2 separate regions of the Mus musculus genome follow, and region 1 is linked to region 2. The links are chromatin loops, found by intact Hi-C in ENCODE. Cell type or tissue: heart. All regions are shown on one strand. Links, peaks and the distances in the headings refer to the core of each region. The heading gives the core; the rest is flanking DNA.

Region 1 (8,339 bases), core at 28-8,027, 170 kb before region 2:
AGAATAAACTACAGGGAGGAATGGGCTTGTTGATGGTAGAAATAACTTGGCTAAATGTACAGAGGAAAGATGTGTAAATATGGGCCAGTGACACTGGTTGCTGAGGGAAGGTTTGTGGAGGGGCGTGGTAGAAGGGAAGTCAGAGAATCAAAGAGGAAGATACAAAGCAGAAATCTTTAACAGTATCTAAAATACACATCAAGTATAAAAGTTTGGTTACTGATTCAGTGCTACGGGGAGACACTGAGACTTTTAAGAAGAGCCTAATAGAAGGAAGTCTAGTTGAGTGTGTGATTAAAACAAGCATTGGGATTCGAGAACTTCCATTTCTGTTTCCTAGACTCCAGTGGCGAGAGGGTGCCACTTTCTATCTTAAAGGGGATATTGGGACCCTGTACCTCCATCCTCCCTACCTAGATGCAGTCTGGTGAGCAGTTTCCTCCTGAGTTCAATGTCACTGTGATGCACTAGCCTTGTTGCAGATGTAAAAGCAACCTGGCCTAACTTGGCTTAAGACCTAAAAGTCTTGAAACCGTGACAAGTAAATCAACAAACCAATCAGTCAGTCAATTAATCAATAGCACAGACCTTTCTTCTTTGAAGCTGACTATCTCCGATATTTTGGTACATGTTAACAGAAACCTTGTTACAGAAAAGAAGCCCAAAGAAACTGGGTCATTTCAGACTCTGTCCAGTAGCGTGATTTGGAAACATTTAGAACTGGCAAATTTGTAAAAGCAGAGTAAAGCAAGATTAGATGCTGTGAGCAGAAGAAGTTGAGGGCTCAGAGACCAGAATGCTCATAGAAATTCCAAAAATAAAGGTTTTGCTTCTAGGATTTCAGATAATATAAGGTCTCTTTTGGAAACGGATCAAGAGACCATCATTGCCATACTCTGGCAAGTAATTTGAATGTCTTACTGTGACAAGAATCCAGGTGCATTCTGTCCCTGACCTGCTCTGGGGGTGGGGGGTGAAGCTTTGTAGGTGACACATTGATCTGGCAGAGGAAATTTCGAGATGCTCAGTCAGTGACTGGAATACCATTGGCCACTTTAGCCAAATTTATCATGAGAAATGGGAGCAAAACATAGAGGAAATATCTAAGTAACACAGTTTAGCCCCAAAAATGAGTGGGTTCAAAGATGCTGATAAGGATATAGGAGTGCTGCTAGCATGCTAAGGCAATCGATGGTGTTAGAAAACCATGCACTTTGTACCAGGATAGCAAGAACGATTCCTCAAGGGCACCAGAGGAACTGACAAACTCTTGCTCATTATGGGGTCAAAGGCATGGCCATATAAACTTGCTTCAAGACTCTCCTTTGAAATATGAGTCTTTGGACCTCAGCTGGCACTGAAGTAGTGATGGAGTTCTTTCCTCGAATCATTTCCCCTGTGAGTATGGACACCAGATCACTCATCAGATCAAGTGACTGTAGCCATGGTCAAGTGGGCCCTAGTAAAGGTCCCACTTATGACCTTGGTGCCAACCCCCACATAATACTGCTTCACAATATGATAAATGTCACAGTTACGGGGGTCATGAAGACTTCAACTTAAATTTCAAAATCAGTTTAGAAAGACAACAGTGGAGTCAGAGAACTCAATGGAAGCCTCTGTTAGGATGATATGTACAGCAGTGAGAATCCTTGGAAAGAGAGACGGCAAGAATATGCACCTGTGATGTCCCCTAAAAGCAATGTATGCAAGATTTGGTAGTCTGCCTGCGACAGTATAGAAAGGTAGCTGAAACACTGTGGTCTGGAGCCTAGAAAATGGATGTTTGTCTGATCAAGATATTGGGGCTATCCTCTTCCTCTATATCTTCAAAATCTCTCCTCCCAAAAAGTGAGTTTATCACAGGCTCACCATTGTGGTGCTCTGCTTCATAACATGTCCCAAAGCAACACAGCTAAGTGATCATAGGCTGAAGTCTTCCAAGTTGGAAGCACAAATAGATCTTTCCTGCTTCTAGGTTGTTTATTTCAAGTATTTCCTCACAGCCATGGAAAGCTGACTTAGACGTAAGAGGCTACACACAGCATGCAGAGCCAACCTGAGATAGGTCACGTGGAATGAAGCCAGCAGCAAAGCCAGAGAAAGTTTTGTCCAAGCCCTTGGAAAGCCAGTATGCTATCATCTGCCCAAGATGCAGGACATGGAAACTTGAGGTTCATTTGTCCCATAGAGTTTCTGTCTGATTCTTCCTTTCTTGACCCAGAATTCTCTCCTTTGGATTGGGAATGTCTATCCCATGCCATGATCTTACAGGTATGTTCTTTGTTTTGATTTTTTAAGGCTCACACCCAGAAGTTTGTCTCAAGTATCAGAGTAGACTCTGAATTTGTACTGTTGAATACGGCCAATATTGATTAAGATTCTGAACATAGACTTAATTTGCTTTGTGCTGAGAAAAACAGTAAGCTACTGGACCAGAGCAGAATGTTATAGTTTAAATCATGAATGTTCCCCAAAGTGCTATACCTTAAAGACCTAGTTCTTAGCATACACCATTATTGATGGGTGATAGAAATGTTACAAACTGGACCTTATAGAAGAATGGTACTGGGGACATGCCAATGAAGGGACATTGGGACCCTGGTTCTCCTTGCCTTCCTTTATCTCAAGCTCTGCTGGTCCTTTGCTTATGCACACATGCCCATGTTATTTTTAATGGATATTTTCTTTATTTACATTTCAAATGTTATACCTTTTCCAGGTTCCCACCACCCAAAACCCCCTATCACAGCCCCCCTGCTTCTATGAAGGTGTTCCTCCACCCACCTACCCACTCCCACCTCCCTGCCCTGGCATTCATCTACACTGGGGCATGGAGCCTTCACAGGACCAAGGGCCTCTCCTCCCATTGATACCCAACAAGGCCATCCTCTGCTACATATGCAACTGGAGCCATGGGTCCCTCCATGTGTACTTTTGGTTGGTGGTTTAGTCCCTGGGAGTCTGGGGTCAGGGGAAGAAAGTGGTCTGGTTGGTTGATATTGTTGTTCCTCCTATGGGGTTGCAAACCCCTTCAGCGTCTTCAGTCCTTTCTCTAACTCATCCATTGGGGACCCTGTGCTCAGTCCAATGGTTGACTGAGTATCTGCTTCTATATTTGTCAGGCTCTGGCAGAGCTTCTCAGGTTATATCAGGCTCCTGTCAACAAGCACCTCTTGGCATCCTCAATAGCTTCTGGGTTTGGTGACTGTACATGGGATGGATCCCCAGGTGAGGCAGTCTCTGGATGGCCTTTCCTTCAGTCTCTGCTCCTCACTTTTGTCTCCGTGTTTCCTCCTGTGAGTACTTTCCCCTTTTCTAAGAAGGACCAAAGCATCCACACTTTGGTCTTCCTCTTTCTTGTGCTTCATGTGATCTGTGAATTTTGTCTCATGATAAGACAATTCTTTTATCTATCACATGGCTACTACATGGTATTCTGCTGCAGTTCTGGACTAAAGGGAACTGCAGATGAGTCAGTTTTGCTGTCTCTAAAACTCTGAAAGGATTGCCTCAAGTATTTTGATCCAGTGACATAAGTTTACCAGCAGATGGAGCCAGTACTGAAATGTGAACATCAGGTGGCAGATGTGACATCAGTTCTTCAAGCTGCAGTAGGTTCAAATGTTTTCTTCATTTGGGAAGTTAAAGAGCTTCACATTGGAATGGCTGAAATGACAGCGGAGGGTGGGGGCATGAACGGCCCTATTTACCTGCTTACCTTTTCTCCTTTCTCAAAATAACATGAGCTCCACAGAGTACAGCTGGGAAAAACTGGCCCACTAAATAGATCACCTTCCTCCAGCTCTAGTCTGGACCACTATTAAGGCAGTGAGAACAGATGCACCAAGGTCCACAGAACTTAAAGAATTGTCCTCTGCCTGCTGGTATTTATATCAGAGTTCCAGGAAATTTGCATTTTCTGTAACTCCATTACCTGAAGCTGAGAGTCAGTTGGAAAGTTCAAGTGGTAGGTGTTGGAAAGATGTTTGGTTTCCTGTTTTGCACATGTGGATGTTGTAATGACTTGCTAATGGATTTTTCTCCTACTGAGAAAATTTTGGCTAGGACAGTTTGGCTGAGATGGAAGGACAGAAGACCAAATTGAACCCTAAGGTTTTTGACTTCCAGCTGGTGGGTTGGTGCTGTGGACCAAGAGAAATGTCCCTGTTGTTACTCGAAATGAGAATTAATAATTACTCAAAATATGGAGCAGGTAGAGTTAAGTTTTATAAATCACAACTTTGAGAGGATGTGTAAAATGTTTCCTACCCTCATTTCCTCTCACAAAGCTATGCCCAGGATAGAACATAGGATCCTTCAAACGACCTTCACATGCTGATCTCTGCATTCCAAGCAGAGGCAGGCAAGGAGCGTCTGAGCTGAATTTAGACTCCAGTGGATGAAGTTCAGCTGAGAACACAAAGTCACAGCAGCAACTGGAGGGAGCAGAGACTTCCAGAGGCAGTTGCCTTGTCATAGATTTCCCGGCTGTTGATATTGGCTGGTCCCCTGTGCTAAGGGAGCAGCTTGGCAGAAGGGACAAGGTTGGCGTCATGTCTGCCCATTCTCTGGTTTTGCTCAAAACTGGATTATGGCTAATGATTAAAAGACAGACAGAGATGGGGAGGGAGAAAGAGAGAGAGGGAGAGAAAAAGAGAGAGACAGACAGACAGAGACAAGGACAGGGAGACAGCGACAGAGAGACAGGGGTCAGCTTTCCCCTACAGGAAGTCAGAGCGTTCTCCCTTGACCTTGAAGCTGCAACCAAACATGTCCTCTACAAGACATTAGCTGAGCAAAAGGAAGGTTGGCACATTTTGGATATAATTGTCACACTGGGGCATCCTTGTAATCAAATCTTAAATAAATATACAGTTCACATAGCTTTTTCCAGATTAACTAGAATACCTCTATTGACAAAACTACCAGCACTGAAATATAAATGCTCGTCTTGGGTTGCTAACCCACAGCCTCATAGGTTCATTGACTATCACTAATAGTCACTGTGCACAGGTATATGCGTGTTTATGTCTGATAATATTATCTACTAAGAGGTTTTGAATTGATTAAATAACTTGGGCTAAAACGTCACTGAATCTAATGAATACCTATTGATTCATATCACTTTTTAAGTCCGTGCCCCCTGCCCAGGAGAAGAATGAGACATTGAACTAATGGTGAAGCAAGCAGCGGTGGCTGTCCCACAACATGGCAAACCTGTACACACCGTACTATGACTTACAGTTGGTGGAAACTATCAACCACGTTCTGAGATTCCAGGGATTAACAGCTGTCAAAATGGATCTTGTGTGTCTGTCACAAATGTTGGGAGCATAACCAAACTTGATTTCCCACTCAGTACTCAAAAGTCTTGATTATTCCTTTCATACTTTCAACTAGTTCATGTCAGAGGCAACAACAAAAAAATCTATATAATGATTGTGGGGTTTTTATTTCAGTATTATTTTTGTATTTATAAGACACACAAGTCAATCAATACCTTTACAAGCATTAGGTGCAGTAACATGAGCTGAATGAAGTCAAGGAAAGGGCAGAGATGGCAGAATCTCAAGTCAATAAACCCAAAGCTAAAGCAAAAAAAAAAAAAAAAAAAAAAGGTTAGAAAAATGAGATAGATATTCAGGAGCTCTAACTTTTGAAATGTGTTGGCCTAGGGCTCAAACATCCTATGGACCAATGTAGCAGATTTTTTTCTTCTCTTTCTTTTTAAAAAGAATTACAAGAGATGAATCTAGGTTGTTTAAAAAAATAAAACAAAACAAAAACAACAACAAAAAAACCTTCCCTGTTAGTGATGAAGGGGTAATTTGAGAAGAACGCATTATTTATTTATTTATTTATTTATTTATTTTGTAATTGCTTGATTCAGGGTTAACTAGACCCAAGTTTGGACCCTTATGTGTGTAGATAGACTCCTGTTCACAAATCCATGCAGCAAAGATGATTTGGAAAGCTCAAGTGAATGGGCTGGGAATCCCAAATGAATACTTTCCATGGTACCCTAGAACATAGCGTTGTCCTGTATCTATGTAGACCTACAAGGGAAGATGCTTAACATGGAGGTAATGACACACAGCAAGGAGGACAAGGACTGGGTTATAGGTCTCTTCTTTTTATCCCAAATACTCCCCCAAGCACAGACAATGGATCTTGCTACAGTTCCGTGCTTCATTAACTGGCTGTTCCAATGCAGTAGCAGAAGGGAGTGCCCTCATTTTCTGGTCAAAGTGAAGGAAGGACACAGAACTCTGAACTGAATGTTGGATAGGGGATGAGGCAGGGGGAGTAGGGCCTCAGCTTCTTTACTGAGGTCCTCCCCTGGAGCATCGTTCGTAAATGCGATTGAGCTTTAGGAAAACAAGTTAAAAGAGATTAGCAAAATGAGATATTAGCTACCCTTCATTAAATGGCTGTAAAGCAGCTAGGACAGTCCCCTGGGCAGATGACAGTCTCCTTTCATTTTCAAAGGTTGGTGTGTACCTAGATTGTTTGTTTATGATAAATGAATTACTAATACTCCTACAAGGTACACTGATAGGATTGCCAATCATAAATATCGACCTTTTCGAAGGAGGCTAAAACTTGGCTACGTGGAAGACACTGAGATCTAAGTCTGAGAAGGCTGAGTCATTGGTTGCTCCATAGAGATCCCACTGCTACCTGGACAGCTGTCTCAATCATAAGGCCCAGTTGGAGGGCTCTAGGGGAGTGGCTTGACTGGTGGCTCAGCTGGAGAAGTATCACCCCACTGATTCGGGGTGGACTGTGCAGAGCCTGTCCAGCAAGGCCATAGAAAGGATTTGCTTAGGGAGGGGCAGTACTCCAATGGTCCTCAGCTGTGGGAGGTCACGGGGCCTTCAAACCCCACCCACATTTCACTTTGTCACAGCTGTGTCCAAGAACGAATAAAACAAGTGAGGCAGAAATTGCTTCGGCAAGAGATGAACAGGGATACCTTGCTGGGCAGTGTGATGACTGATTGCCCCCCATTCACAGAAGAAGAGCCTAAAATCCTTCAACTGCCGTAAATACAGGGAACGTTTCCTGAAGGAACTGTGCTTGCGGAATCTCTTCCAATGGTGGAGGGGATGCAGAAATGGAGAGTGACAGAGCATGTCCCTGGGGCAGTCACCAGGGCCTGCTGTCTGCTAGCAGATAATCTCCTCAATTCCCTGCCTCCCCAAGAAGCTCATGGAGATCTTTAAAAACCTCTGGAAAGGGCTCAGACCGGTCTGGGCGAGCTCCTCCGCTCACAGTCACTGGAATGTCAGAGAACGCACTGGCATACACTCTGCTTTCCAGGTTCCAGAAAAAAAAAAAAAAGAGGAGTTCCTTTTTATAAACATTGATCAGAGAAATAAAAGGAGGATGCTGATCTATTAATCAAACTTAAATTGCGTTTGAAAGAGGCACTTGAGAAAGACATGTTTATGTAGTGTAGAAGGCACTTTAAACAAGGTGATTAAAGAAATGTAAAAATTACATGGAATGCCATCCATTGCTTTCAGAGTGGCTGGAGCCTTTTGATCCTCAAATGAAAGAAAACTACATTCTAACATTGAGCACCAAAGACTAAACAGATACAAGAACATCTTGAATGCGGATGCTAAAAGAGTACTTTTTCTTTTAATCCCTGTTGCTTCTTAATATATAAGATTAGTAGAAGATTTCTTTAGGCTAATTGTGTGCCACAGGGCGGAGGGCAGGTTGGCAAGTGGTTATGAAGGTAGCTGACTTTGCTTAACTAGCGCTTTCATTCAATGCTCTATTTTTAGCTCTGGTGGCTAAGCACTGTGATGCAGACCTTGCCCCAGTTAGGCATGTCAAATGTGCAATTAAGACCTTCCTAACTGACGCACATGGAGAGCCTCCTGTGGACTTTTAACTGCTAAGGTAAACAGTTTCACCTAAGACAGTGGCAGGCTACACGGAGGCTTTGTATTGCTACAGTGTAACTAAGCAGGAGAGCTGTCCCAGAATTCCTCCCTGCAGGGTTCTACGTGGGAGCTGGCCACCAGAAAAATTCACAACTGATTAGGCTGGCAAATGTGAAGGAGCAGATGTTCATTTCTTACTCATAAGGTCAGTAAATGGCACTGTGATCCCTCATACAGAATACCCAGGGGCCAAAAACTTGAGCTGGCAAAGATCAGTGACTACTGTCAAGATTGATGGCTTCACCCCAACCTCCCAGTTTCCTTCAGCTATACAGAGTCCCAGACAGGCGAGTCTGCAACTCTAATGCACCCAGTCCAGCAACCACTGTGGAACAGTCCCAGCTTTGCTCTGAAGGTCATTAATAAAAAGACATGGGG
Region 2 (8,339 bases), core at 47-8,046:
AGAAAAAAAAAAAAAGCTATTAAAAATACAGTATGGAGCTTCCCCGTCACTGAGATAACTCGGAAGAGGATATGAGTGGATATTCTCATGAAGGGAACTATTTCCACCAAGAAAAGGGCTGTCAGTTGTCGGCAGCTCTTACAGATAAATAAGGACATGTGGAAACATCTCTGCTTATTAAAGTTAAATGATATTTCTATGTTCTTTTCTATTTTCCCTCTGTGGGAAACCATAATGTGGTGAAGAATTTAATTTTCTCTCTTTTTATTGTTTATGTGCCAGAATTATTGGGAATAGTTTATACTTTAGTCCTTCCTTAGTTCTTTCCTCTGTCCTTCCTTCCCTCCCTCCTTCCCTCCCTCCCTCTTTTTTCTTTCTCCTTCCTTCCTTTCTTCATTTCTTTCTTTTTTTCCTTTCTTCACATTTTCAATGGAAAACTAATTCTTTACCTGCTTGCAAACCAGACCAAGTCTGGGAAGGAAATGGCTGGATTCTGGAAAAAGTATAACTTCCCGCCAAGTCAAAATACATACAGTATAGAAAGTCATCTACGAAGCAGTATTTGACTATTTCCTACTGTGCTGCATAACCTTCCGAGATGTCAGAACACCTCATGCAGGCAGCATGCTCTGAGGGAACGCCCACCCCTGCTATCCCAGAGCCTTTCAAGAGTCATTTAAAACCCATGAAACGCTTGTTGTTTGTATGAATATTTGTGACTCTTATTTTATTTCTAAAAAGCTTCATCTTCATCTTGTAAGGCTCTCAACTTCCATGTGTGGTCATTAAATATGGTCATGTCTGGGGGTAATCACTGTTGTAGGATAGCTAAGAAAATTAAAAGCTAATTTGACAGGGGGTAGAAGCAAACTAAATCTCTCCATTTGTCTCTACTAATAGCCACTAGCTCATGACTTACAAAGCAAGGCTATTTAAAAAGCGGTTCTAAGGTTGTGGATACAGCTCAGTGGGTAAACATTGTGCTGCAGGTGTGTAGACTTAAGTTCAATTCCCCAGAACCTATATAAACAGGAGGACTATAGTGTGGGTTTACAGTTCTACAGAAATATAGAAGGCAGAGATGGGAGAATCCCCTAGACCAGTGGTTCTCGAAAGGCTATAACCCTTTAATACAGTTCCTCATATTGTAGTGACCACAGCCATGTAATTGTTCTCATTGCTACTTCATATCTGTAATTTTGCTACTGTTATGAATCATAATACAAATATCTGATATGAAGGATATCCTATATGTGACCCCACACACACCCAAGAGGGGTCTTGTGACCCACAAGGTTGAGAACTGCTGCCTTAGAAGTTTACAGAACTAAAACAAGTCAATGGCCTTTCTGTACACAAAGGATAAACAGGCTGAGAAAGAAATTAGGGAAACAACACCCTTCTCAATAGTCACAAATAATACAAAATACCTTGGTGTGACTCTAACTAAGGAAGTGAAAGATCTGTATGATAAGAACTTCAAGTCTCTGAAGAAAGAAATTAAAGAAGATCTCAGAAGATAGAAAGATCTCCCATGCTCGTGGATTGGCAGGATCAATATAGTAAAAATGGTTATCTTGCCAAAAGCAATCTACAGATTCAATGCAATCCCCATCAAAATTCCAACTCAATTCTTCAACGAATTAGAAAGGGCAATCTGCAAATTCATCTGGAATAACAAAAAACCTAGGATAGCAAAAACTCTTCTCAAGGATAAAAGAACCTCTGGTGGAATCACCATGCCTGACCTAAAGCTGTACTACAGAGCAATTGTGATAAAAATGGCATGGTACTGGTATAGCGACAGACAAGTAGACAAATGGAATAGAATTGAAGACCCAGAAATGAACCCACAAACCTATGGTCACCTGATCTTTGACAAGGGAGCAAAAACCATCCAGTGGGGAAAGGACAGCATTTTCAACAAATGGTGCTGGCACAATTGGTGGTTATCATGTAGAAGAATGTGAATTGATCCATTTCTATCTCTTTGTACTAAGGTCAAATCTAAGTGGATTAAAGAACTCCACATAAAACCAGAGACACTGAAACTTATAGAGGAGAAATTGGGGAAAAGCCTCGAAGATATGGGTACAGGGGAAAATTCCTGAATAGAACAGCAATGGCTTGTGCTGTAAGATCGAGAATTGACAAATGGGACCTCATAAAATTGCAAAGCTTCTGTAAGGAAAAAGACACCATCAATAAGACAAAAAAAGCCACCAACAGATTGAGAAAGGATCTTTACCTATCCTAAATCAGATAGGGGGCTAATATCATATATATATATATATATATATATATATATATATACACACACACACAGATAGGGGGCTAATATCATTCATATATATATATATACACGCACACACACACACACACACACACACACACACACACACATCAAGAAGGTGGATTCCAGAAAATCAAATAACCCCATTAAAAAATGGGGCTCAGAGCTAAACAAAGAATTCTCACCTGAGGAATACCGAATGGCTGAGAAGCACCTGAAAAAAATGTTCAACATCCTTAATCATCAGAGAAATGCAAATCAAAACAACCCTGAGATTCCACCTCACACCAGACAGAATGGCTAAGATCAAAAATTCAGGTGACAGCAGATGCTGGCAAGGATGTGGAGCAAGAGGAACACTCCTCCATTGTTGGTGGGATTGCAAGCTTGTACAACCACTCTGGAAATCAGTCTGGTGGTTCCTCAGAAAATTGGACATAGTATTACTGGAGGATCCAGCAATACCTCTCCTGGGCATATATCCAGAAGATGTTCCAACCTGTAAGAAGGACACACGCTCCACTATGTTCATAGCAGCCTTATTTATAATAGCCAGAAGCTAGAAAGAACCCAGATGCCCCTCAACAGAGAAATGGATACAGAAAATGTGGTACATTTACACAATGGAGTACTAGTCAGCTATTAAAAAGAATGAATTTATGAAATTCCTAGGCAAATGGATGGACCTGGAGGGCATCATCCTGAGTGAGGTAACACAATCACAAAAGAACTCACACAATATGTACTCACTGATAAGTGGATATTAGCCCAGAAACTTAGAATACCCAAGATACAATTTGCTAAACACATGAAACTCAAGAAGAACGAAGACCAAAGTGTGGACACTTTGCCCCTTCTTAGAATTGGGAACAAAACTCCCATGGAAGGAGTTACAGAGACACAGTTTGGAGCTGAGACAAAAGGATGGACCATCTAGAGACTGCCATACCCAGGGATCCATCCCATAATCAGCTTCCAAACGCTGACACCATTGCATACACTAGCAAGATTTTGCTGAAAGGACCCAGATATAGCTGTCTCTTGTGAGACTATGCCAGGGCCTAGCAAACACAGAAGTGGATGCTCACAGTCAGATATTGGATGTATCACAGGGCCCCCAATGGAGTAGCTATTGAAAGTACCCAAAGGAGCTAAAGGGATCTACAACCCTGTAGGTGGAACAACAATATGAACTAACCAGTACCCTGGATCTCTTGACTCTAGCTGCATATGTATCAAAAGATGGCCTAGTTGGCCATCAGTGGAAAGAGAGGCCCTTTGGACTTGCAAACTTTATCTGCCTCAGTACAGGGGAATGTCAGGGCCAAAAAGTGGGAATGGGTGGGTGGGGGAGTGGGCGGGGGACTTTTAGGATAGCATTGGAAATGTAAATGAAATAAATACCTAATTAAAACAAAAGAAATTTAAAAAAAGTTTACAGAAAAGCTGTCTGTCTCAAAGTAGTAGTTGAGGACTGATATAGAAGGTTGTCCTCTGACCTCCACCTGTGAGGCGTGCAATTACCCAGTTATCCTTGGATTTCTCATCTCCATTTTATTTTCTACATAAATCAGTAGTTTTATGTGTGTCTTTTATTTGATGAATAGCAATGTTTTTCATTTGGATACCTTTATTAGCATTAGAAACAAGGCTGATTAGAAAGAAAAACTCTTCCTTTTATCACAAGGATTTTTACAAATATGATTCAGATTTTAATTATGTCAAAAATATGATCCTGCTACATTATTTAGGGTGTGATATAAGCTGTTGATGACCCCTTAACAGGCACAGGGTTAATCAGACAAATGTTACACCTCTTGCTTCTGAGTTATCTTAAGAAGTAGCTAGGCAACTTCTCTTCGCTTCACTTCTTATCTTTAACTACAAGAAAGATTGCCTGATGCAGTACTTTATTGTAAGGATAAGTCACATCCCTGGTCAGTTATGTCTCCATGTGTTTTCTAGGTCAATACGTGCTGACATAATAGCAGAAATGTTCTTATCTAAATGTAAGTGCTACAATGCAGCACTTCCTTTCCAGATACTATATTTTGTGGGATTTCATTAGTACTCAAGAATTTAAATCTGCATGGGCTCGGAACAGATTGAGGCCAATGTGTGTGTGGTATAAATCTTTTCCCAAGCTGCCCTCTTCCAAGCAACCGCTTTCCTAATGGAGTGAGATAAGATCATTGTAAGACTTTAAGTCTTATTTAGAATATACTCGTAAGTCTAGCACTATCTAATAAGCAATTAAGTTAAGAAATAGACTAGCAGTCTTGCGGGTGGAATTTCTGAGGTAATGTGAACCTAAGGACAGCGAGTTTCACCACAACTTCCCACTTTGAGAAAATAAAACAAGAATCACTGAGCAAGCATAACCTCCAACACTCTGTTCTGCTTCGTTTCAGTCCTTTGAATTGCTACCTCGATGACCAGATGTCTGTTCATTCAGCAGCCCTGAGCAGAATACCAGATCCTGTGCTCCTCTTGGCTGTACTCAGCATGCAGCGCTAAATAGCTGGGGACCCTACGCCTTTAAGGCGCGCGGGAGAGGCGGAAGAGGTGGGGGACGATGCGCCACGCCCATAGGGCGGAGCTACCCCCTAGGCCAGGGACCAGCATGGCGTGACGTCACGTAAGAATCCAGCTTTGATTGGTGAAAATTTAGAGAGGCCGGCTGGGAGCGAAGGAGGCGGGTCTGGTTGCCGTGGTGACCGGCTGCCCTGCGGTTGCCTGGTAACGGTGGGGACTGTGCGGTCTGTGGGGTGCGGGCGGCGAAGGCTGCAGAGATCCTGGCCGGAGCCCAGCCGGGCGCTGGGGGTCTGAGCAGGGATGGCCGCCGCGGCCGCGGTGATCCCGCCGTCGGGCTTGGACGATGGGGTGTCTCGGGCTCGCGGGGAAGGCGCAGGGGAGGCTGTGGTGGAGCGCGGGCCAGGAGCGGCCTACCACATGTTCGTGGTGATGGAAGACTTAGTGGAGAAGCTGAAGCTGCTCCGCTACGAGGAGGAGCTACTCCGAAAGAGCAATCTGAAGCCCCCGTCCAGGTGCGTGCCTTGCCCCCAGCGCCGGGTGCTGGCTGGACCCCAGGGGGACGCTCCCCCTTAGGTGAGGCGAAGACCCCGCGCGGGGGTCCTTACATCCCTTCCTCTGGCTTCTGTGCTCAGGAAGGAAACTTCCGCACTGTGGAAGGTGTAGTTTTTCAGACTTGATCATTTTGTGGAGAAAGTAAACAAGTTTTGTAATGGCAGGGAGGACTGGGGAAGACAGTCTGCCCATTTTTCAAAACAGTCACGCACCGTCTACCAAACACAAATCTTGTTTTAAATATAATAAAATACCCAAAGTAGAAAGGGTAGAAAAACCTATCTCTAGCGATGAGCGCCCTTATCATTTAGATCTCTTTCTAGTTTATGTTTTCCTTTGCTAGACTTTGTAAACTAACAACTGTGAATACTTAGGACATTTCTGAGCAGCACTTGTTATGTAGTAAGTAAACTTGTGGGCTAATTACTATGGTTCAAACGACTTAGTGCTTTTGCAACAATACTCTTAGAAAATGGGAAGTGGAGAAGGCAAATGAAATAAGTGTTTGGAATGGCCCTCAATATAGGACCTAAAGTTCCCGCTTGCGGTAGTGGGGAAAGTTTGGAATATCCCCAAGGCAGAGCCTATAGTTGTCAAGAGTGATAGACAAAAGTCCCTCCTGTAATCATGGTAGCTTAGTGATAACTGTGTTCTATTGCTTTTTTTTCCCTCTAAATCCCGTGTTTGTTTTATTCTGTAAGAAGAAATTAAAGAGTTATTTATCGTACTTTCTTTTCCATCAATGGGACACATATCATTTCTCTTGGCAGTTTTAAGCTCTTACCCTCTTCCAGACAGGTCTGGAAGAATTCTTGTATAAAATCTGCCCACAATGCCAAGTTAGTCTGTAAAAGGAGAAAAATTAGAGAAGAAAGATCATCTTGATCCTGATCCATAATAGAAGTTTCTAGATTGGGATTATTATTTAAAATAAATTGGTCATAGTAATATAGATGGCCAACATTTTTGGTGGGGATAAAAGTGTTAAGTTTTTCAAATTTATCTGTCAAACAAAGGGAAAGTGGACTTACTATTAATAGTAATATTATTAACGAGCTCTTATTAATGCCTTGCTGTACTGAAACTCAAAGCTTGAGCAAGACACTTTGTACCACGGATTTGTGTGGAGATATTCTAGCCAGTAGGTCAAGGTGTCACCATCAGACTAGCACGTCCACATCACCTGGGGATGTAGGAAGAAGTTGTCAGGCTCTTGTCCAGGTCTGCCTTTTCAGAAGGTCTGGAGATAAAACATCTGTAGGTGATTCTGATATACCTTCATGCTGCCGAATCCCCATCACAGGCCCACAGTATCTGTCAGTGTCCCTTCCTCTGGCCTCAAGGAGTGATAATAAGGAATAAACAGTTATTGGTGGGTAAATTCCTTGTAAACCTGTACCTGAACATTTATACTTTCTGGATGGAAAAAGTTTAGAAAATAGAAGTATAGATCACTGATTCTTATGTAATTGGTTTTATACATACACACACATTTAAAAACATAAGTCATTAGTCTCTTTAAATTCATATTATATATATGTGTATATATATATGTATGTAATAGTGATAGCAACATAGAGAAAACAAAGCAGATCTCTGATTCACCTTTTGGATGATGCTAGTTGTACCTTTTATGTCCTCCTTAGCTCTGTACAAATCTACCCTCATGGGAACATATCTAGTACAGTAATGGAATTAGCAAAGTGCAGCAGTGGTGACGTGTGGGGACCTCATGGAGGTTCTTGTTCCTTTCTGAAACCCTGCACCATCTAAGTTGGGAACCTCTGAAATGTACCTGTGTAGGGTTCCATTCCCATAAGTTATGGTTGTGCAGGACTGAGGGAAGACGCTCCTGGCAGCACTTTAAGGAGTTGATTGGAATATGTAGCTAAGATGTTTGGCATAGCTGGTAGGCTACAACCAGTAAAAACATGCTAAGTTATTAGTCTCTTTAAATCCACAGTTGCCACTTGGGGGGCGGAGGAACTTACTCATGACCAGTTAATTGATTTTGACCAAACCTTCATGCCATTCTCAAAAATTACTACCTTCCATTCCCTGGTTGTAGGGGGTTTTGGTCAAATATTTTGTGTGCTGTAGGGATTGTCCCTTGATACTAGCTCGAAACGTTCTGAGTGCCGTGAATCACTAGATCGTTCAAGAGTATTAATGAAGGATGCTTGAGGGACAATTAGCAACTTTGGACTTACTCACTGTTGACTTGCTTTAGCTTACACATCCAATCCTCCCTTCCTTTGAAACAGACACTACTTTGCTCTGCCTACCAACCCAGGCGAGCAGTTCTACATGTTTTGCACTCTTGCTGCGTGGCTGATCAACAAAACTGGCCGTGCCTTTGAGCAGCCTCAAGAATACGACGATCCCAATGCAACTATATCTAATATACTCTCTGAGCTTCGCTCTTTTGTAAGTGAGATACTCTCTTCTCCGTATTCTCAGACTGTGGATTTCAATAGTAACAGTTCAGTAACAGGTACTAGCCTTTCAGATGACTCTTTTGGAAGAGTAGACAGACAGACTGATAATTGACTGATATGAGTGATTTTTAAATTTATTTTAAAGTAAGACCTTCCCAGAATGGTTGATACTTTATGTAACATGATTTCCACTTCTAAAAATGTTACTATAGACTCTCTTTAGGCCAGATTAATAATATTTTTTTTTTAAGTTTTGTAAGCCTCAAAAGTAAATTCTTAGGTAGCTGCTTAGCTCTTCCCCTCCCGGGATGATGCAGAGTATAAAGCAAACAACATACTTTGAAAGGGTTTTGGATTTGTTAGATTTCTCACTTGTACTTTTGTTTCTGAATGTTCCTGGAGAAAGGCAAGAAGGCATTTTTGACACAGGTTGCTAATTTTAATAAGTTAATCACTGTATCCTTTTTTAAAAATACATTTACCATGGCAGGAGTTTTGCTGATAACTTTTCAGTACTGATT

What was found. Peaks named below come from ENCODE experiments on the same cell type or tissue, not always from the same donor. Only the 100,000 strongest peaks of a DNase experiment are listed, where the experiment ranks them.
Region 1: it touches region 2 in a loop (3-fold over the local background); 4 of 42 quality-filtered maps call a loop at or near these places.

Annotation. Positions count from the first base shown.
Region 1 is chr16:49,525,705-49,534,043 of GRCm38, forward strand. No RefSeq gene overlaps it. Among named protein-coding and RNA genes, the nearest start is that of Gm31494, 110 kb to the right of the region's middle. In heart, for the core only: a CTCF peak has its summit at 3,543 (motif pointing right); no DNase peak of the experiment used is centred there; H3K27ac peaks cover 1,316 bases.
Region 2 is chr16:49,694,210-49,702,548 of GRCm38, forward strand. Ift57 (intraflagellar transport 57) reads left to right here and starts at 5,085. Exons shown (of 11, transcript NM_028680.3): 1 at 5,085-5,340; 2 at 7,645-7,807. The coding sequence starts at 5,129. In heart, for the core only: no CTCF peak of the experiment used is centred there; a DNase peak (open chromatin) is centred at 4,942; H3K4me3 peaks cover 1,719 bases; H3K27ac peaks cover 1,125 bases.